2 separate regions of the Mus musculus genome follow, and region 1 is linked to region 2. A link is a contact called in ENCODE Hi-C or POLR2A ChIA-PET data. All regions are on one chromosome and are shown on one strand. The core of a region is the stretch at or near the end of the contact, and the rest is flanking DNA. Distances in the headings are between cores, read along the strand shown. Region 1 overlaps Cd96 (CD96 antigen). Region 2 holds the start of Plcxd2 (phosphatidylinositol-specific phospholipase C, X domain containing 2).

Region 1 (4,523 bases), core at 1,264-3,763, 84 kb before region 2:
GAAATTTGAATATTTAGAGCTCACAGCTACGTCCAGGACTTTTAAGGTCTCTCCCCCGCACCTCCCCCCCGCCCCCCTGCAGTGCCTTAATTCTATTTACATTTGTTTCTTATAAGAACTAAGAAATATCCTTTTCTCCATCAAATTCAGGACTGTGTCTTGGTTTGGATTCCCCCAGGGGAGGAACAAAGAGTAAAAGAAGGCATTGAGTTAAATTAACTTATGTGTAGCCAGGCAGTGGTGGCACATGCCTTTAATCCCAGCACTTGGGAGGCAGAGGCAGGCGGATTTCTGAGTTCGAGGCCAGCCTGGTCTACAAAGTGAGTTCCAGGACAACCAGGGCCTCACAGAGAAACCCAGTCTCGGAAAAAAAAAATGTTATGTGTGATGGGATCCCGGTGCAGAAGTGAAGGAGTAGAGAGGGGCTCCTACTCCTAGATAATTCCCAAGAAGATATCTGCAACTGGAATCTGTTTGCAAAGGAAAAATTGGTTTTTCCCAGTGAACTCTCACTGGCTGTATTATCCACAATTAAGGGCAGGACCCCAAGCCCAGCAGTAGCTGGACAGCACAAAACAAACTCAAGGGTTGGTATCTTTGAAGACTTCTTTTCTCATATTAGTTTGATTTGGGCATTTTTGGGGGAGTCTTACTGGTCTTTTGTTTGTATATTTCAGTTTCTGATTTTCTGCTTTTGTGGCTGTGCCTGTGTGTTATTGTTTTTGTTTTGTTTTGTTTTCTTTTGTTTTTTTTAGTTTTGGTTATTTGTTTTGTTCATCTGACTGTTTTCTAAAGGAAGAGAATAAAAGGCTGTGGAGTTAGGTGGGTAGGATCTGAGGGGTTGGGGAAGGGAAAATATGATCAGGACATGGTGTAAGAAAAGTTAACTCCAATTAAATTACATGTGGACACTAGAAATAGTCCTAATAATGATTTGCAAAGTCACCCTAGAGACACAGCACAGGGGAGAAACCTGAGCCCAAGAGGGGAAGGAGGATAATGTATGTGCATAATCATACCAGTTACTTCTTCCAGCCTGAAGATCAGTCTTGCAGAGAGCTCTGAACTATGGCACAGAACACATATCAGGGGCTGGTGAGGTGGTTCACTGGGTAAAAAACACTTACACACAAACCCAGAGTTCTGGCCTGAGTTTGATTGCCAGAATGCAAGGTGGAAAGAGATTCAAACTCCCAAAAGTGATCCTCTGATCACCATGGTCCTTATGAGCAATCTCTCTCTCTCTCTCTCTCTCTCTCTCTCTCTCTCTCTCACACACACACACACACACACACAAACACACACACATATTTTATTAATCCTATTTGAGGTCTCAAATGCAGGGCAATGAAGCCAGGATATTTTCCCCCTGACTTCCCGTCTGTTACATTATCTCCTTCTTCCTTCCCTCCTCATATTCTCAATGAATCCAGAGGCAAGGGATCATAAATAGGCCCAGCAGCAGCTTTCGGCAACCAGAAGTCACTGCTGAGCAGGCAGGCAGGTAAACCACCTGGGACAAAGAATGGCAACAGTCTTTCAAGAGGTTCATAGAAGGCTGGGTCTGCTGCTGTAACAAGAACAAGCTCGGAGGTGCTTCAGTCTTCAGTGTCCATGCGCAAAGCTCTGGTGATGAAGACTTCCAGGAACTTGCAATTTGTAGCATGGCAACAAAACCATCTCCTGATACGTGTTAGTGCCAAGCAAGCCAAACAGCAATCAAGTGTTTCTCTGATTCCCTCAGGGTTCTAGAAGTGAAACATTTCCTTCCTGCACACACATCCCTTTCTCCCAGTGGATTTCTTTCCTCTATTCTAGCTGCCCCTTCTCAGACTTTTGAAAAGGCAATTATAACTACTCTTCCCATCCATGAAAACACTAAATTTGTATGTATTTTTGTGTACCATGGAATGCTTACACACACACACACACACACACACACACACACACACACACACACACACATAGTATAGACTTCAGTGACACTAACTGTGCCTTATTTGCTTTTAAGCTAAACCAGAAATCCTCATGACTGTGGAAAACAGCACCATGGATGTCTTAGGAGAGGTGAGTCACAGCGAATTCTTTGAATACCCATACTATTACATGCCAAGCTGTGTCAGATTGCCTGGCTGCCAGGAACATTCCCTCAAAAGACCTTATTCCTTGGCCCTTAGCCACTTAACTGCTGCTGTGAAGGCAAGCTGAGGTGACTGGAAACTGCAGAGAAATCCTGGCTTTGACTTACTGCTCTCAGAAGGCGTGGGCTGAGGCCTTAGGTCTTACTTTCCTGGTGTGTGTGTGTGTGTGTGTGTGTGTGTGTGTGTGTGTGTGTGTGTGTGTAGAAAGGGGGTTCAATTGTTTAAATGTCTCTGAGATTAAAAACTGAGGGAAAGTGGGACAAAAACCAGTGTGAGTCCTGGTGGAAGTTGACTTTTAATTTGTTATTCTCCCGAGTTCTCCTTCCCATTGCCTTGAGAAGAGGAATGGGGCCCTCCCGTCCTCCTCCCAAACCTGCCTATTTCCCTGGCAATAAGAGAAAGGGCGGGAGAAAGGGAGAAGCAGAACACGATGCTCTGAGTTTGCCCCTTCAGAGTAGCTCTTGGCCTCTAGTCACTGCATCCGAACACATTACTTCATTTCTCTGTAGTCAGTTCTCCATTTATATGACATACCAAATAATAATATCTGCTTGTTGTGGTCAATAATGAAATCAATGTCTGAGTAATTCTTAAAGGAGTATGTGGCATGAAGGAAAATGGTCAATAAATATTGCTGCTGTTAGCAATGCTATTCTGGGGGGAGTGTGGTTTTGGTTTTTTTGTTTGCTTTTGGTTTTTTGGTTTTTTGTTTTTTTGTTTTTTGTTTTGTTTTGGTTAGGTTTTTTAATACACATTTTCTTTGTGTAGCTTGTGCTATCCTGGAACTTGTTTTGTAAACCTCACACTGCCTCTGAATCCCAAGTGCTGGGATTAAAGGCATGCACCACCATGACCCACAACACTATTGCCTGTTTTAATTTGCTGTCTTGTGACTTCACCTAAGCTTTTCAAAACCCAAAGTAAAATAAACATTCTCATGTATTTTCTGTTACGTGGTATGAAAAAAATATATTTTACCTGCTTTTCACCCTGAGAATATTATGATTTTTGTTCTTCTGGATATCAGTAATGTAGTTCCATAGCTTCGTATAAACCATAACTCAAATTCTGTGTGTTGACCCTGAATGACCATAACATATATTATCCAAGTATCTGTGTCTATTAATTGGTATTATAATGTTTAACATAATAAGGACAGATTTAATCATTTAAGTTCTGTTCCAATTAAGTCCTAAGTTTATCAATGGGCTTCACTCATTTTAGTGGCTTCAATAAAACAAATAACCCAACAATACAGATATCAATAGATGTTTTTGCTTCTTCTTAGAACCTCTTGCAGATGCTTGGAGCCAGTGATTCTGAGTAAGATGACATCAGAGCAGATATGAAACAATAAAATCAGGTCCAAGAATCCCAGCTGAAAATTTAAAAAGGAATGCTCCGCCTTGCATTTCACAAGTCGTAAAATTTCCCCTTCAGTACCCATGCAAGTTGGCTGGGGAAAGAAGGGGCCAGGCATGATTCCCTGAGAAATCAGTGAATATTTATCTCTCTCCAGCTTCATGTAACCATGGCAGGTCTTGAGATGCTTGAAAATCTTGCCAAATATTACTAAACCCTTACTCTAATAGAGTTCTGGTGCTATATCTTTAATAACTCACTAACTATTCCAAGCATTTTAATATGCTCTTGTTTTGCTTTCAGCCAGGCTCCAAAATAGAGCATCTGTTATTTTATAGATGGGAAATTAAAGCCTGAAGCCCAGAATGCTTGGCTGAGTAACTAACAAGAGGCTGAGCTGGAATGCATTGAAGCATACATCCAGGGAGGATGGGACAATGAGAAGAAGTAGTGCCTTGATCCTATAACATGCATACTGAAGTACAATCCAACTGTTACTGGTTATCTATCCACAGCAAATAGTTAACCACTGTGAGCCTCTGAAACCTTGGGATAGTAAATATTTGATAAGATCATTAGGAAAATTAGTTATACACAGTTCTGGAGTCCATGGCCCACAGTAGATATCTCAGGTATATTTTCCCTAATCACTTATGAATCTCACTCACCCAGCTTCACCAATTCCTTCTTCTGCTTGTACCTTCCTACATCTACTCTGTGATCAATTCTAGGATGCAAAATTAGATACAGAAATGGAAAACTAGGACATGGTAGAACGTGCTGGAACTGGGTTTGACTTTTCCATCTAATAACTTGAGAAACTTAAAGCCTTACTTCCTTATCTTCTTCATCCGTGAAAGGGGGCACTGGCTGACTTCAACTTCATAAGGGTGGTGGAATGGTCAAATGGTTTAGAAAGCACCTGTCACCTGGTACCCACAAGGACTCATAGTAATTTCCTATCCTCTAATTCCCCAGGAAGGAATTAAGTTAGAATCCATGTACTAAAGACCCATGCTT
Region 2 (4,904 bases), core at 1,162-3,661:
GGTGAATAATCTGGGTGCTTTGCTCTTGTCTGAAGAGTCTGCATGAAGCAAAGTGAAGAGATTTAAATTATTTGCATCAACAAGAGAAATCTCAAAACAGCCTGGTATAAACTCTGTTGTGTGGTTATTAAAATTCACTGTTATGAGGAACATTTTGATGAAAAGGAGCAAGCTGACAAAGGAAAAAAAAAGACATAATGTATGGTTCTAGCATTAACGGGGCACCAGGAAGTAAAATGAAGCTGAGCCCTGTGTTCAGGAAGATAAACATATTAAGTGGGTGGTGACTTTGGGGCAAGACCCCATCCAGCTAAGTTTGTTGTTTATCCATTTAGTGTTGAGGAAGGAATAGCTATAGCATGTTAGGCTTTTTATTACTTTGTTATTTTTTTCCTTTGGACTTTTAATCTGGAATGAAACCACAGTCTAGAAAGGGGAAACAAAGGCTTTTTACGGAGAACTTGACCAGCATCACTGAGGTGAAATCTTCTAGGAAGTGTTTTCTGAAAACACACAGCTCTGGTTTTTGGTCTTGCTTTGGTCCAGTATTCACTCATTGTAATGTTTTGGGATGGTAATATACATCCCGTGATGTTGAAAGCATGTGATCTGCCTTTTGACTTTGATTTTGTAGGAAATTACAGTTAAATGATTGGATGAATCACAGAAGAGTCTTTGAGCTTGGGACTTTTAACATTGTTGAGACTGCTGTAGATTATGGGGACTTTTGAAGTTGAACTCAATGTATTTTTCATTATACTCTGGCCAGCTGTAGCCCCCATAGACTCATGTGTTTTAACAAGCCTATGGGAGCCAGAAAGTAGAATGTGGTCTTTTGAATATGGTTGGCCCAGGGAATGACACTATTAGGAGGTGTGGCCTTGTTGGAGTAGGAGTGACCTTGATAGAGGAAGTGTGTCACTATGGGGGTGGGGTTTGCCAGTCTTCACCTGTGTTTTGCCTTTGGAACAACATGTAGAACCCTCAGCTCTTCCAGGGCCTGCCATGCTTCCTGCTATGAGGATAATGGACTGAACCTCAGAACCAGTAATCCAACCCCAGTTAAATGTCTTTTATGAGAGTTGCCTTGGACTTGGTGTCTTTTTACAGCAACGGAAACCCTAACTAAGACAGGTAGCCTGGGATACAGGGGTAAAATGGAGGTCATCTGGTGATTAAACGACAGCTGCCCTAGGGTTTTATACATAAACTCCAGGAGTTTTAAGAGTTCTGGCCACTGTTCTCTTTTCCCCTAAGGCCCTCCTGAGTCTCTAGGGTCCTTCTTGCTATAAAAGGCTACCTTAATTTAAAATTTTTTAAATAAAATTATCTGTTTGCCAAAATAGTATTTTTTTATTATTTATTTTATTTTATTTTTATTTTTTGCAAAGTATGCAGGTCAGATCTTGGAGGTGGCTCAGTGAGTAAAGGTGCTTACTGCCAAACTTGACGATCTGAGCCCCGGGGACGGTCTCAAGGAAGGAGAGAACTGGAGTAATCTGTCCTCTGAACTGCACACATGCATGTTCTCACAGAAAAACGCATACAAGAAATATATAAATCTAACTACAAATTTTAACTAACAATATCGGATTATAAAACTCTGTACTACATTTGAATACTATTTGAAGTGGGAACAGTTCAGGAAGCAGAGAAGTGGGTCTGTGTTCTACAGACCGAGTTAGGGAACCTCATTTCAAAATGAACTTTGCACAGACTGCCACCACGTGACCTGCCTCAGGCTGTTTCATCCATTCGAGGAAGTGTATCAGCAACTCTGAGTCTTGTGGTAATGCTGTGAGGAGCAGGTGAGACAAATAATTCAAAAGGTTTCAAACAACAGCAACAGGAACCCAAAGCACCATTATCTCCTCCTCTGTGAAACGGAAATAATGGCACTGGCCAGTTTCAGCGGACTGTGCAGGAGAACTGTCAGTTTGCATTGTTTCAAACACAAACCTGCTTTGATGCTGCCATCTAAATAGGAGCCGCAGCAGCACCTTTCTCTGGCCTCTCTAGCTCTCCTGTTTCTGCTGCTACGGTGGTTTGAAAAAAAAAAAAAAAAAAAGTAGCGCGTTTCTGGGTAATTTTCACCGCAGTGAGAGTAAGGCCGAGGGAGAGAGGAGAAACCTTTGAGGTCGCGTCAGAGATCTACAAGAAAAAGATCAATCTGAGGACAGCCGGCCACGGTGCACATCTCCCCTTCCGGAGCAGCAGGCCGCAGCCCGACCTGTCCACTCGCTACCCCGCTGGAGTGGAGAGGGGAGGAGCTAAGAAGCAGGGGAGGCGTGGGAGCGCGATGTAGGGGCGGGCCCTCAGAGCGTTGTCCAATCAGAGAGAATCCCGCCAACGACCAATCACAGCTCGCCTAGTCTGGCAAATCTGCCCGGCAGTGCGGGGCGGGGCCGCCAGAGTCCCGGGGCTGCCGGTTACTCTTCTGAGAGCCCTTCAGAAAAGCACAGGGCAGTGGGCAGAGAAGCCAGGGGGCGGGGGTGCAGGCAGGCCCAGCCTGTGTACCAGCCCGGGGAAACCCACGGAAGCACCCATGAACAAGAGATGGTGCAACCCGGGTGCGCACGTGTGTGCAGCCCGCTGGCACGTCTCTATGCCCTGTGGGCACCTGTCGTGTGAGTAGCTCCGGGTGTGGCTGTTCCTGGATGTTGTGGGTTTCAGGAAGGTTTGTATCTTCGGGCCTGCCTCCCCCGTCTCCAGAGGGGAACTAAGAAGTTTAACTGACCAGGGACTGAGGAGATTAAAGGAGTGGATCTCAGTGGCAAGGCGAAGAGGGTGGGGACTGCGGGAGCAGCAGGCAGGGGAGCACCTATTTGACCCATCTCCCAGCTAGAAAAGGATCTTGAAAAGACTGGCGTGACCCATGTGCTCTGAAATGTTTAGAGAGCCCCGAGCGGTGATGACCACAGAGTGAGTGGCACTAGACTGAGCCTGTCTAAATCGTGGACGACAGGGATGCTTGCATTTAGAAAGGCCAGAAGGAAACTCAGGATGGGTACCATCTGCTCTCCCAATCCCAGCGGGACAAAGACAGCCTCGGAGGTCTGCAATGCCGACTGGATGGCCTCGCTCCCCGCTCACCTCCACAACGTCCCCCTTTCCAATCTGGCAATCCCAGGTATTCGTCTATAACTACTTGTTCGCACTGTGTTTAATGCTGCCATTTTAGTGTTTGCTAGTGGGTTGGTTGTTTTCTGTTGTGTTGAAAAACAATTGTCAGTGATCTCTTTTTATTTCCAAATTAAAAAAAAAAAAAAAAAACTTAACAGGAAGGTAGCTGCTGTAAAGAGAGTCAGTCAAGCCGACTGCATCACTGGCAAAAGGGACAGTTGAGAGAATGGAATCACTGCGCTGTTGTTTTGTTGTTTTTATTTTGTTTACACCATACGGCCTCAGTCTAAGAATGTTAACCATCTTGATGCAGAGGCCTGGGTATGTGAAAGGCTCGCTGACTTGAATCATTTAAGGGAAAGGGGGAGAGATCAAGAATAATGGGTAGAAAGTCCTTAACAATCTTAGCTCTGGGTCAACATTGAAGCTGAAAAGAATATTTTTCTCATTTATCTGACCTTTCTTGAAAACAAAAATCAGATAAGTGTTAGAAAATAGGTTCAGATTCTAGGCTGGGCATCAAGGCACATAGTTTTGTTGTTGGAAATGCCAGAAATAGAGGATGCAGTCTGTCCTCACAGGCAGTCATTAGGTGTGATGAAGTGACGGTGTTTGAAGCTTTGTCTATATATACACAGGTGTCTGCCTAGCTGATGTAGAACTGGAGCCTTGAGAAGCACCTCTGTTCTTGCTGCATTCCTCTGCCAGAGGCTTCAAAGCTTGACAGTGCTCTCGGGCAATTGGTTGATCTTTCCACTGAAAGGCTTGCTAAAACATAGTTATCTTGGGCAGGATGTTTAGACCACACTGAGCTCAGGTTGGTGAGGTGGGTGAAATCCTACAATGCTGGTACTTAAGAAGCACTCAGGGAGCAAGCGGTGGACCAGTTCTTTCTCTTGCTTGGGGACATAGCAATTAAAGTTTAGACTCTCAGACAAGCCCACATGCATTCCCTGGACCTACTTGCTTTTCTCTTCTGCCTTAAAAGATGACCTCAAGACACCTCCATCTGCTTTCTATGCATGGGACAGAGAGGTTTGGGGTTTTTTGTTGTTGTTGTTGTTTTGGGTTTTGGGAGGTTTTTGTTTTGGTTTGTTTTTGTTTGCCTTGCTCACCTCTCTTGGAGCTCTTCCAGGTTCACTGTCCTCATGGGCCCTAACTGCTGTTAAACAAGAGAAAGATTGAAAGATTTTGTTACAGCTACAAGTCCCTTCTGTCTTACTGGCCCTTAACTACAGTTCCTGGGGAAATGCCAGATGGCCATGCTTCAGAACATGTCTCCTCCATGTTTAATTGATGCCTATGGAGTCACTGCCAAACGATGCATGGGACACTTCTAACATGAGTCATTTGCCTTCGGGCTCTCCGATGGAATTATTTTGCTGAGTGATATGGCAGGTAGTTCATGTTTGCAAACAGAATGGCATCTAAGGCAGGCCCTAAATGACCCTGTCATCCACGGCATGTCCGGGTAGGCTGTGCTCCCTCCTTCCTGGTACTTTGGACAGTTCAAACTGCAGCTCCACTGGGCTGTGAGTTCTGGCTGGACTCTACAAAGGATCTGGGTGTTTGTTTTTGATCTATAGTATATTTCAGGCACTAGGATTTCTAGATGAAACAAAATTCTTGAGACCCATTGCCATACCTGAAACTCAGTATGAGCTCTACGAAGCACTCAGACATTCGTTGACCTTGCTTTATAAAGCAAAATTCTCCTGATAAGCAGAAAGAGAAAATGGTAGTCCCATCTCCCCAATACATGCTGTATTTTTATCATGAAA

What was found. A loop is a pair of places that touch in the nucleus more often than their neighbours do. ChIA-PET counts read pairs that join two places held with the same protein, here RNA polymerase II (POLR2A).
Region 1: POLR2A ChIA-PET joins it to region 2 with 46 read pairs in Patski. The contact joins the enhancer-like site here to the promoter of Plcxd2 in region 2. A Hi-C loop is called at or near these places in 1 of 37 maps with a recorded cell type or tissue (regulatory T cell). POLR2A ChIA-PET finds 5 or more read pairs at or near these places in 2 of 5 experiments (Patski and embryonic stem cell).

What each region holds. Positions count from the first base shown.
Region 1 is chr16:46,092,284-46,096,806 of GRCm38, reverse strand. It overlaps Cd96 (CD96 antigen), which reads left to right. Exons shown (of 15, transcript NM_032465.2): 5 at 2,012-2,067. Among named protein-coding and RNA genes, the nearest start is that of Cd96, 26 kb to the left of the region's middle. Within about 2 kb of position 2,513, at least 1 of the 3 ENCODE cell types and tissues checked has a DNase peak (open chromatin) inside an H3K27ac peak, as active enhancers do.
Region 2 is chr16:46,007,920-46,012,823 of GRCm38, reverse strand. It overlaps Plcxd2 (phosphatidylinositol-specific phospholipase C, X domain containing 2), which reads left to right and starts at 2,411. Exons shown (of 4, transcript NM_001134480.1): 1 at 2,411-3,130. The coding sequence starts at 2,968.